Regions from separate parts of the Homo sapiens genome. Here region 2 is linked to region 1. The links are chromatin contacts, found by Hi-C in ENCODE. All regions are on one chromosome and are shown on one strand. The core of a region is the stretch at or near the end of the contact, and the rest is flanking DNA. Distances in the headings are between cores, read along the strand shown.

What was found. A loop is a pair of places that touch in the nucleus more often than their neighbours do. Pooled maps may share reads with other maps.
Region 2: a loop to region 1 is called in a pooled map, with 3 times the contacts of the local background. The contact joins the promoter of RPS14 here to the enhancer-like site in region 1. A Hi-C loop is called at or near these places in 1 of 50 pooled maps.

What each region holds. Positions count from the first base shown.
Region 1 is chr5:150,213,746-150,220,237 of GRCh38, forward strand. CAMK2A (calcium/calmodulin dependent protein kinase II alpha) reads right to left here. Exons shown (of 19, transcript NM_015981.4): 19 at 5,746-6,492. Among named protein-coding and RNA genes, the nearest start is that of SLC6A7, 27 kb to the left of the region's middle. Within about 2 kb of position 3,491, at least 2 of the 41 ENCODE cell types and tissues checked have a DNase peak (open chromatin) inside an H3K27ac peak, as active enhancers do.
Region 2 is chr5:150,445,707-150,452,198 of GRCh38, forward strand. It overlaps RPS14 (ribosomal protein S14), which reads right to left and starts at 4,033. Exons shown (of 5, transcript NM_005617.4): 1 at 3,997-4,033; 2 at 1,879-2,029; 3 at 1,096-1,257. The coding sequence starts at 2,027. RefSeq lists enhancers at 3,550-4,488, 4,102-4,421.

The DNA of each region.
Region 1 (6,492 bases), core at 2,241-4,740:
GGACGCCTAGAATCTTCAGGGGGTCTGACTCAGCCCGACATCTGGTGAGTCCTGACAGCCCAGCCCTGCCTGCCCAGGGCACTCACATCCTTTTGAGACAGTGCATTTTGTTTCCACATAGTGAAGACTCTCCTTGGACCCCAGAGTGCTTTGGGGCCACAGCAGGGCATGGTGCAGAGGCCTCAGGCTGCTCAGCCACACTGATCTGGATTTATTTCCTCCCTGGCTGTGTGGTCTTGGGGAAGTCACTTAACCTCTCTAAGCTCTCATTCTTTTACCTGTAAAATGTGGGCAATGACAGCTCCTACCACGTAGCAGCATCACCCATTGGCTTGGTGGGCATGTGATACACATTTATTGATTGGAGGAACACACTTGTGTCTACCATCTCTGTCCCACTACCAACTCCTCCAGGACAGAGACTGGACTCTCCTCATCTCTCAGTCGCCCCAGTGACTCCACAAGGCTGGTTCACAGCTTTGCACCATGAAGCATCAAACTGAACACAGTTCTTGGGTGGCTCTAGGGATATCCAGCAAAGAGTTAAGACAGTTGCAGGCCCCTCAGAATCCCACGTGACCCTTAGTTGCTGAGCCCCAGGGTCTGCGGTAGACAGGCTCCTCCAGACTCATTTTTTGCTGGTGGCTCATGGAAAGTTTGGTTCTTTGAGCTCCAGCCCACTCCCTCTGGGGCCTGAGTCCTCGCTGAAGCTGGTCCTGCCCTGGAAGGGCATCCAGGGCTGGCTGCCCGTCTGCGGATCCTTGGCCAACAGTCCCCCCTGCTCTGTCTCCGCCTGACTTCCTGCTGCCTTGGCCTTCTCCCCCAGGACAGAGCAGCAGCCCGCCCCCTCTGGCCACAGGGAGGCCTTTTCTCAGCACCCCCATTCAGAATCACTTTTTGTTTTGGGAAAGAAAGCCTTTTCCTGCTCAAGTCCATAGGCTCTGTGAGCAGCAACCCTAGAAAATTGCAGCCAGGGAGCCAGGTTCAGTGGCTGGTGCCTGTAATCCCAGCTGCTCAGGAGGCAGAGGCCATAGGACCGCTTGAGGCCAAGAGTTCGAGACTAGCTTGGGCGATGTACCAAGACCTCATCTCTACATTTTTTAGAAGCCAGGCTTAGTGGTTTGTGCCTGTAGTCTCAGCTACTCAGGAGGCTGAGGTGGGAGGATTGCTTTTGTTGTTGTTGTTTTGTGGAGTTTTTTTGAGACAGGTTCTCCTTCTATCAGCCAGGCCGGAGTGCAATGGCACAATCACAGCTCACTGCAGCCTTGACCTCCCAGGCTCAAGCGATCCTCCCACCTCAGCCTCCCTACTAGCTAGGATCACAGGTGTACACCACCACGCCAGCAATTTTTTTTTTTTTTTTCTGTAGAGACAGGGTCTCACTTTGTTGTCCAGGCTGGTCTGGAACTCCTGGGCTCAAGCAATCTTCCTGTCTCAGCCTCCAAAGTGTTAGGATTACAGGTTTAAGCCACCTTACCCAGCTGGGAGGATCTCTTGAGTGACAGGCTAAGAACCTTCTCTAAAAAGAAAAGAAAACTGTGGGCAGTAGGAGCCAAGGAGGCTTTAGGCATCTGCTGGTCAGAGTGGAACCCTGGCTCCATGGCCCCTCTGAATCTGCTGCTTCACCTCTCTGAACCCCGGTGTTCTCAGATGTGAAAGGGGAGAATAGCTTTCCCTTGGCAGGGGATTAAATGAGATAAATTAGATGCTCAATACATATTTTTAAAATGTGATCAAAGTGCTTAGCACAAAATGTGGCATGCAGGAACCCTCTAGATGGGATGCATCTCATTAGCCAGCTCTCCCTTGTACAGATAAGGAAACTGAGGCTCAGCTCCCACCTCCAACCAGCCTGGGGAGAAAGAGGCTGGGAGTTGGTGTGCCTGGAGCCAGGGACAGGCTAAACTGGAGGCCCAGGCTTGCCAGCACCATCTGTGTGCCCTGAGGACCCAGCCTCAGTGTCCCCATCTATAAAACAAGTGGGTTGAACAAGGACAGAGGGCTCTGCAGAGGTGCCTTGGTGGAGGGAGGTGAGGAAAAGGGAGCTCTCTGCTCCCACCCACTCCATGCAGCCTTCTGCTGGGGACCATGCCACGGGAGCTAGGGAGGGGAGCAGCACCCCTCTTCGGAGATGGATTGGGATTGGCTCTGCCTAGTAGGAAGGAAGTCTCAGTTCTCTTGCAGAATGAGTTTAAGGATTCAGAGCCCTGAAGGTTTTTCCAGTGAGCCAAATGCCCTGCCCAATCACTAGGAGTAGGGGGATACAGGGTGAGCGTGGGCACAGCAATAAAATCATCACAGTCCCAAGCCTGGCTTGACCTTGATTCTGCTGATCCGAGGTCAGGGTCTCAGAGAGCTTTGGGGCTTAGGGTGGTAGGACTTAGAGGCAGGGGAGGGGCCTATGGTCAATATTGATCTAGCTGAGTCAGGGGAGGACAGGGAAGTGGGAAGCCTGGGGTGGGGCTCCCTGATAACTGCATCTTCAGGCTGCCATTGTGACTGTGGAAACGGGGTGGGGACAATGCGGGGAGGGGGAAGGGATGCTCCATGCAAATTCCCAAACCTGGGCTTTTACTAAAACTACAGCTGCCTGGACCCCTGCCCAGAAGAATGGCTCTTATTCTGTGAGGGTGGGGCCCAAAACATCTGTGTGTTTAGCAAACTCCCTGGTGAATCTGCAGCAGCCAGCTCAGTTCTCACATATGGGGCCCACAGGTTCAGTGTCATTGTAATATGAGGAAACGAAGGCCCAGAGAGGGGATGTGACTCCTCCAAGGTCACTTTGGGAGAGGATGCTGACAGTCCTCCCTTTTCTCCTGGAAGGAAGGAGTCATCCCCCTCCAGCTCCCTCCACCTCCAGTTGAGGCCCTGGGTCTGGGAAGGAATGGCTGGGCCAGGGCGTCCTGAGGGAAGTGGCCTCTGAGACTTTGGTGGCCCTGGGTGGAGAAGGGAGGGCAGGGCTGGTCCCAGGAGGAAGGACAAGGAGAGGGCATTTCCACGGGACTGGACCTGCCCCACCCTGCCCTATGCACACCCCCCAGCACCTGCCAGGGGATGTTTCCTGAAAGATTTAGCACAACCCATGCCCTGAGAAGGCACCACATCATGGCAGATTCGGGGCTCACTCAGCCCTTAGACACCTCCGGCCCCCATGGCCTCCTCCCAAGCCTGTTCTGCTCACCCTGCCGCCACAGTTCTGGGCTCCCAGCCTTTGCTCTGGCCTCCACACTCTCCCTGCCTCCATCCCATCAAGCACCCCACGAAGTTTTATCCAGCCCAGTCACCATCTCTCCTTCTCCTTCCTCTGGGCTCCTGCACACTTTGCACCTCCAGATCCAGCCCCCATCCCAGCCTTCCTTGAGTTCTTGCTCTTTGCATGTCTCTCACTGTCTGGAATGGCATCAGAGATTCTTGGGGGACAGAAGTCATGAGACAGGTCTAGCTTATCACTGAGCCCTCCTTGGAGCCCAGCCCAGCCACAGCATGCCCCAGGGAAGCAGGTGTGGGAAGCAGGTGTGGGAAGCAGGTGTTCACAGCAGCTGAGAGCCTCAATCTCACCTCCCTCCCTCGTGCCCTGGGCCATCTTGGGTGGGTTCCTTTCCTCTGGGCACCTTCTTATTAACGGAATAAAGAGAATAGTAGTGCCCTCAGTGGAGGGGTATGCTGAAGATTGAGAGAGCACCTATAAAAGAGGTGGGGCGTGCCTGGCACTCAGTCAGTTCCCACTGTTAACCGTTGTTATTTCTGGGTGGGTGGAATACTCATGCCCACACAGCCTCCACTCCTCCTTCATTCCAGGGGCACATCTGCTAGGGGTCTTCTCTATGCAAGAATGACAGTATCTGCCACGTACATCCGGAGCACGGACAAGATGCTGTCCTGCCTTCAAGGAGCACACAGTTCTGCAGAAACTTGCTTAGGTGACTTCAAACCAGAGATCTGTGGTGAGGAAGGTGGAGCAGATTGTGGAAGCCCATGGAGGGACCTAGCCCAGGGACGGGGGAGGCTGGGGAGGGTGAGGGAACTTCCCAGAGAAGATGCTGGAGCCATGTCCTGAAGGGTGAGAAGGTGTCACAGTGCGCTCAGTGGGAAAATGCAAGGGAAATGGCCCTCTGCAGTGCCCTTTGGAGTATGGAGACTGTGGGTGTAGACAACCGAGAGAGAAGACAGTAGCTGGAAGGGGACAGAGTGTCAAAAGGGGAGGAGGTCCTAAGAATCCCAGTCACTCCTCGCTGGCTGTCCAGAGACCAGGGACAGGGCAGCACCGACCAGGGCAGGGGAGGCCCCTGGAGGGAACAGAGCACTGTGCTCTGAGTTAGAAGGCTGGGGTGAGCACTGGTCAGAGTCTTGCAAGAAGTCTCTTTGCCTTTGAGTCTCATCATTTTCATCTTCAAAATAGGACTGTTGTAACTAGGACAAGAGGTGTTGTGAAAGCACTTTGTGAACTGTAGAGCATCATTCTCCTGTGAGATAATAATAGTGTTTTAAGTGGAGTCGGTACTTTTTGAGAGTTAAAGGATATCTCACAGGGCATGGTAGACGTACTAGGGCCAAGGACTGCCTGAAACCTGCTCCTGTGCTGCCACCTGCTGGTGAAGGGACACAATGACCACCCAAGCCCTCAAAGCTTTCTGCAGGGGCCAGGCAGGAGCCACTGGGGCAAGTGAAGGCAGGGCTGGGAGGACGCCTGCCACTAAACCCTTGAGGACATCGGTGATGTCCGCAATAATAAAAAACTCTTCATTTTTTACTATTGGCATCTAATTCAAATTTAAAACATCATCCGCAAAGGTGGCAAATGGAAGCCCCCAAGCCTCTCTTGCTTTTCTCAGCCTTGGCCTGTGTTCTTACTGTGAAGGTCCTCCCCTGTGTGCAAGGGGCACACTCCCTATAGACACTGCCCCTGGCCATTCCACACACCAGCAGTGAGGATAGACCCGGAAGGCAGCTGGTGCAGGGATTCTGGAGTGCCAGGCACCCGGAGTATGGTCTAGAGGGAACTGTGGGCTCCGATGGGCACCTTTCCTTGGCCCCGTGGCATCCAGGCCTCTGGGCAATGGATGGGTGACCAGCTTGTCTGGTTGGCCTGGTGCTGTCCTGTTTTGAGCACTGAAAATCTCACACAGGTATCTGGGAAGGTTGGCCACTCTACCGTGGCCTGAAGGTGGCCAAAGCCTCTGCATCACCACTTTGGCTCTGCCCTGCCAGAAGCCAGCAGCTCGGGCTCCAAGGACCAAAGTGTCCCAGGCACTAGGTCCAGACATATGTTTATGGGTAAAGAGACCCTTCCTCCCCTTCCCCATTCTTTAAAGCACTCTCTGGCATGGTGAGTCCTGAGCACTCATCTGTGAGGCTGGGCTGAGGGAAGAGAATGGGTGGGGGACTTGTGGAATAACCTCCACATTGTACAGGGAAACTGAGGCCCAGAGGAGAAGAACCTTGCCCCAGGGCCCAAGAGAGGCTTTAGCTCTTGGCTGCTCAGGCAACCCATAGCCACCCCTTTGCTCTTGTTGAGGGTACCCCCATGTGCCTGGGAGAAAGCTGACCCCATCCCTGGCTCTACAGGTGGGGCATGTGGTCCAGGCATAATCCCACAGTGACTGGCTCAGCCTTGAGCATGTGACCACAGTTGGTCCAATCAGAATGAAGACCAGGACTTTTATTTTGCCATGGGGCAGATCTGGAACTGGAAACTAACAAAAACCTCCCAGCTCAGGGGCTTGACCAAGACAGGGACACACAGAGTGCACAGAAGTTTGTAGCTATTTATTGCACTGAAAACACCAAGAATAAAACAAACGCCCCTTCTTCCCATCCCACCCGCCCCCCCCAATAGCAGAAAGTTTGAGCAGTGTTCATTCAAGTTCACAGCCACATATTTTTAAAAAAGAAAAGAAAAAAAAAAAGAACTAAAACAAAACCCCAAACAAATAGTAACAAAGAAACCAGCACGGGGAGTCTGGCAAACTCATCCCCCAAAAGGGTCTCCCTTTGAAGGGAGACAGGAGGCCTTGGGTCAGGATTCGCACCATGGTGGGCACAAACCCAGGAGAACACTTTCCTGTAAACGTGTTTTCATGCTGGAGCCAAGGTTTTGACTTGGGTTTGGATTTTTATTTATTTATTTATTATTATTATTATTATTATTTTGCATCTAAAGGATGTTTTGGAGGAGCACAGAGTTTGTCTGGTGAGGGTAGGCTCTGGGCAGATTTTTCTGTGAGTCTCCCCTGCCTGCCACATCAGGATCATCCCTGGTGCCCTGTGGTGGCACCAGGTGGCTGCCCACCCACAGGCGTGGCCTTCACAGTGGGGGCCATCTCAGCCTGGGGTAGCGATCTGCCTCCACTTCTCTGGCACTTGGAGAGTGACACAGTGGACAGGAGGTGTGTCAGCCAATGAAAGGCAGGACCTCAGGCTCCTCCAGCTCAGTTTCCTCTGGCAGGGAAACCAAGCTCCAAAGAGGGAAAGGAACTTGCCCAAGGTCACACA
Region 2 (6,492 bases), core at 2,783-5,282, 230 kb after region 1:
TAAGAAGAGCCTTTGGCCAAGTCAATGGAAGATCTCCTTTCTAAGATCCCAACACCCCGCTAGTTCAGAGGTCTGCAAACTTTCTGTAAAGAGCCAGACAGGGCTGTACACAGTGGTTCACACCCATAATCTCAGCACCTTGGGAGGCTAAGGCAGGGCGGACTGCTTCAGCTCAGGAGTTCAAGACCAGCCTGAGCAACATGGTGAAACCCCATCTCTACAAAAATACACAATTTAGCCAGGCGTGGTGGCACTACTACTAGCAGTCCCAGCTACTCGGGAGGCTGAGGTGGGAGGACTGCTAGAGCCTGAAAGCCAGAGACTGCAGTAAGCTGAGATAGCGCCACTGCACTCCAGCCTGGGTGAGAGTGAGACCCTGTCTCAAAAAAGAGGAAAAAAAAAAAAGCCAGACAGTAAATATTTTAGGCTGAGGGGGCCACTATGGTTTGTTGTTATGTTCTGACCACTGTCTGGCTTGTTCACGCAACAGTCATCTATTTCAGCTTTCATGCCCCCATCACTCAAATCCAGGTCCTTCCCCTCTCCTACAGGACTCCACCTCTTCCCCTCTGACTGCACCTCATGCCACTCTTTCCTTCACAGGTGCCCAGGTTCACCCCCACCTCAAGACCTTTCCCTGCAGTTGTCTCTAGCTGGAATACCCTCCTCCTGTCCTTATTTCACTGGAAGGACTCCGGACTTATCATTTAGACCCTAGTTTAAATTACACTTTATCACCAACTCCTTACTTGTGCTTCCTGGCATTTGTCACAAATGAAAACCACATACTCCCTGGTGCTCTGTTGTTTAAAGTCTGACTCTCCCACCAGCCTCGGTCCCACACAAGGAGGGTAGAGACCATGTCTGTTTCCCCATCACTCTCTTCTAGTACCTGAAACACAGCTCCTAGTATACAGTGGGTGCTCAACACTGAGCTGCTGGGGGGTGTACACAGGAGCCAATTATTAAGTATGTATATGCCTAAAATATCTTGTTCAAGGTCACAACAAAAAACCCAAACCTCAAATCCAGGTGCTCCAGCACCCAAGCCCAGCAGGTTTTCTACCACCCAGCCATCCCCTCTGCGACTCGTACCTATTTCCTCCTGTGGCCCGGAGTTTGATGTGTAGGGCGGTGATACCCAGCTCCTTGCACCTCTGGGCCACATCCTGGGCAGCCAACATAGCAGCATATGGTGAGGATTCATCTCGGTCTGCCTTTACCTTCATCCCACCAGTCACACGGCAGATGGTTTCCCTGGGGACAAAAGCACAGGGTCATTTCTTCCTCGTCCAACAAGGAGTGCTTACGATATCCTAATGAGTGAAGAGCAACACAGCTCAGTCATGGTGGAGGATGATGGTCATGGGCTCTGCCCTCATGGAGTTCAGTCCAGTGGGGTTGAATGGCCCAATATAGCTATACTCAGTATTAACATTTTATATATCTACTTTTGCATTTAATCCTTACCATTACTCCACAAGGTAGACATTACTGTCCTAATTTTACATATGAGGAAACCAAAACTCAGAATCTGAGTGATTTCACACAAGTCACAACTTGCTAAATGGCCGTCGAACCCGCACCCAGAGCCCACTTGCAGTCCACTGCTGCTCCTGCAAAGGGAACTAGGGAAAGAAGATAATTCCCAAGAAACCAAGGATTCAATGACCATCACGCTGTAAGGACGAAGAATGTGTCTCCTCTCTTGTAACCCCTGGGAAATCACAATATTTGTGGGCTAAATGGACAAGCACATTTTCTTACCTGGACAAAACAGCATTTCTTTAGAGAGAATCCCCTGAACTGCTAGCCCGTCCCAGCCATTGCCTTCCTCAGCCTTTTGCCAGCTGGATGCCTCTCCACCCAGGTACTCACTTGCCAGAAAGATCAGTGACATGGACAAAAGTGTCATTGAAGGATGCAAAGATATGGCAGACACCAAATACATTCTCTCCTTCAGCCACCTGAGGTCCGAGGCTGATGACCTGTTCTTCCTTCTTTTCCTTCCCCTTTCGAGGTGCCATTTCTGAGTGGAAGGAAAAGAAACTCAAGGTTAACAGACAAAACATTTCCAGAATCCCTTTCCCCTGGCTATTAAATGAAACCCTAGTCCTGCTTCATGTCCCTGTCTTCTTCCATCCAATACTCTACTGTATTCTCTCATTTCTGCCTCACTAAAACTTCTTTCTCCTTGCACTTGGGGGGGTATCAACTGTGGCCACATGGCAAAGTACCATGAGAAGTATCCTTTCCCCAGAAACTACCAACAGCTCAGCTCACAGCACCTACAAGATAGAAGCCTAGGGATCTAGCAGCAGATGCCTGAAGGCTGCACCCCAAAAGGCAAGAAGAAACCCAAGACCAACAGCTACCCATGTACTGGTACCATTCCTAACACCCTTCATGGGGCGAGGGAGCTGCTTGATTCCTGCATGAACTCCTCAGCTTAGAATTCAAGGGACCCTTACCAACACAGCCCTCAAGCCTCTCATCTCCTGTTTTCCTGTGCTCCACCTGATCCCTTCAAAATGTTCAAAAATGCAACTGATTTGACTCCCACAACTATTTAGAACTAAATCTTTGTCACCAACATCAAATATCAAAGGCACTAAAATATATCCAAAAGGCAGGCTAATGGAAAAGACCCATCTCAGAAATCTGATGGGTCCTGAGACTAAATAACTCTAACCTATTATGACCTTCATAATAATTGCAATCATACTGTCACAAGATCTAAGGGAGAGAGAAACTGACAGGAGGAAGGCGGGTGAGAATGAATGAGAAAGTGGAAGGCTAGGATAAGACTGCTTCCGGCCTAAAGCCCCAGGCCTTCTGAACCTCCTGGTGTTCAGAACAATTTAACATTTTCAGAAGACACTAACACTAATCGATATCCTGCAGATGGTGAAGATAGAGAGTGTCTCAGCCTATGGTCACAGTAAAGACAGTGGCAAAACCAAACATAGAAACAACGTGTCCTGACTCCCAGCCCAGCACTCTCTGCCTCCTGCCAAGATGCCTCTACACCACAAATAACTACCCTAGTCTGTCTCAGGTGTTCCTAGATCTCTCCTCTGCCTTCCCTATATAAACTTTAGTTAAGTGTGTGACCACAGTAAGTACTTCAAGTGTAAGTCTTGGGTGTACGAAGTTAAATGTTCCTATCTTCAAATCAGACCAATGAGCACGACCCAGTGCGTTAACTATTGTAAGGAACGCGCCACAGGAGAGAAGCCCAAAGTTCTGCCTCGAGAAGCATAGAAAGGCTCCAGCATATCTCAAATACGTAAGCATGAGTATGTTTCGGCATGATGGCCATTCAGTAAATGCCAATTTGCAGTTTCTCCGTTCCTAACATCCCCTAAAGTAACGAGCAGAGTGGTCATCAGGAGTATATAAACGCAGGGCAAGCGCACAGCAAACATTGGTGCTGGGCCCTGAGCGCCCAGAACTTGCAACGTGCCCGACTCAGCAACGGAAAGAATCGCCCAGATTTAGAAGCATCCAACATAGTGCGAGAGTTTTCCCTGCTTTCCTTCTTTGAATGATCACTACAAACCCATGGGATCGGTGCTATTGTTATTCCTATTTTGCAAACGAGGAAACAAACGAGATTAGGCGTGGGCCTGCGATCACCAAGAAAAAAGTTTGGCGAGGTAGAGGCGGGAGCCCACGTCTGTCCCGGGTTCCCTCAACTACGCTGTGCAGCTCAAACGCGGCCGTGGCCGTGGCCGTATTGCGGGGCCGAGGCCTTAAAAGGCTGGACCCGCACTCACCCTTACTTCACAAGCTCCTCCCTGAAAGCAAAACGGGCCTTCTGAGACCAGGAACGAACTCAATCCCGAGTTGGCCAGGATCCAGGTGGGCCAGCCGCGCGTCTCTTGCCCGGCACCTAGCTCGGTTCCCACGGAAAGACCCCCGTCTCTCGTCCCAAGCCCCACAGGGTCCCCTCGCCGCAGGATGCCCCCCGATTGTCGCGCCCGGGCCTCCTACCTGCACGTCGTCTCCAGACTCCACACCGGAAAGAGAGAGTGGGAGGGGGCGGAGCGACGGGGGTCACTTCCGTGTCCCGGAAGTATACCTCTGAGGTCACGGGGCGAGGTCGGGTTCCGGAAGACGCCGGCATTATTCCTCCCAAAGAGTTTAAGACTCGTCATAAGGAAAGACGGTTTATTACTTAAGGGAGAGCGAAAAGAGGTAGAGGGCTGGTTGTCGCTGCGAGCGGGTCGGCCTAAGCGACAGTACGAAGCGGCTACACCCGCGGGGTGAGGTGGGCCTGTATTCCATGATGGCGGTGGTCGTGGCTAGACAGACTTCCGCCATCCTGACTCCCGCCCTGGCAGCCTTGGAGCGGCAGCGCCCCTTGTGTGGAGCAGGGGAATAACAACAACAAAACGGCCTTAATTAAAGCTAGGGTGGCGCCGGCCTGTGGTCCCAGTTACTCAGGAGGCTGAGGATCGCTTCGTCCAAGTAGTTCGAGGCCAGCCTAGGCAACATAGTCGGGGAAAACACACCGTAATCACTTACTTTGGCATATTATATAATGGGCAAAATAAGAATAAATTATTCAATATGTATTTTCAGACCGGTCTGGGCTAAACAGTTTATATGCATTGCTTCATTTACTCCTCAAGACATTATCAAATAATTTTGATTTCCCTCTTACAGATAAAGGATGTTAACTGAGAGCACACCTTTGCAGAAGGGTTTGGAATTCTAGCTTCAAAGCCCTCGTGTTTAATAGCTACTTCCACATAGCCCTCTAATAACAATATACATGTATATATTTCGACCGAATCTTGTTCTGTAGCCAAGGCTGGAGTGCAGTGGCGCAATCTCGGCTGACCGCAACCTCTGCCTCCCAGGTTCAAGCTATTCTGCCTCAGCCTCCCAAGTAGCTGGGACTACAGGCGCGTGCCACCACGCCCGACAAATTTTTTGTGTGTGTGTATTAGTAGAGACGGGGTTTTACCGTGTTGACTAGGGTGGTCTGGATTTTCTGACCTCGTGATCCACCTGCCTCGGCCTCCCAAAGTGCTGGGATTACAGGCGTGAGCCACCGTGCCCAGCCTCTAATAACAATATTGAAGGACCTTGAAGGCTTGGGAGAATATGTCGGAGCTGTGGGGAAGGGCCAAGAAGTGTACCTCACAGAGCTAGGCAAGCGGTAGATACATTTTATCTATGTACTATATGTAATATTTATATGGAATATATATAGTATTTTTGTATTACATACTATATAAATATTATAAATATATTTTAAATATATAAATATATCCCGTGGCTCCAGCCTGGGTGACACAGCGAGACCCTGTCTCAAAAAAAAAAAAAATTTATTCTGCTAAACTGAAAAACTCAACATACCTTCTTTTTTTTTTTGAGACGGAGTCTGGCTCTTGTTGCCCAGGCTGGAGTGCAGTGACGCCATCTTGGCTCACTGCAAGCTCCGCCTCCTGGGTTCAAGTGATTCTCCTGCCTCATCTCCCGAGTAGCTGGGATTACAGGTGTGCGCCACCACACCCGGCTAATTTTTGTATTTTTAGTAGAGACGGGGTTTCACCATGTTGTCCAGGCTGGTCTCGAACTCCTGCCTCAGGTGATCCACCCGCCTCGGTCTCCCAAAGGGCTGGCATTATAGGCGTGAGCCAATGCACCCAGCCTCAACATACCTTCTCGTTGCATTGCATTTCTTCGATGATGAGTGACGTCAGACATCTCTTTACGGATTGTTTTAACCATTTGCATCTCTTCTGTGAAATGTCTGTATTTTTTGAAGGAGAGGGCTTTTTTGTTTTAATGAGCTTCCCAGTATGTTAGCAGAGACTGGAGTATTGTGGAGTGAGTTCCGCTTTGATTAAGAGTTGTATTAAACAGACCTCCAAACCTCATGTGGCTTCATGGAGGGAGCAAGCCTTGATCTTATGGCTGAAGGCAGCCCACACAATCACCTCAGGACAAATTTTTCCACAGGGAAGCCTATCTTTATCCCAGAAACCATCAAAGTCACTGCTTTCAAACTCCACTTTATTTAATCAACATATTTATTGTTTCTGCAGTTATTAGCTATGGTTCTTTGGGCAAAAATTGTAACCTCTCTGGGCTTCAGTTTTCTCATCTGTGAAATGGGATGATAATAGCATATTTTTATTTTTATTCATTTTTTTTTTTTTTTTTGAGACAGAGTCTCACTGTTGCCTTCCCCTGCCTCAGCCTCCCTAGTAGCTGGGACTACAGGCACACACCACCACACCCGGGTAGTTTTTTTTTTTTTTTTTTGTATTTTTAGTAGAGACGGGGTTTCACCATGTTGGCCCAGGCTGATTTCGAACTCCTGACCTCAGGTGATCCAGCCCCCGCGGTCTTCCAAAGTGCTGAGATTACAGATGTGAGCCACCGCGCCTGGCCGATAATAGTACATTTTTAAATGTATGTTGAAAACTTCAGGGCTCAGTGGCTCACGCCTATAATTCCAACACTGTGGGAGAC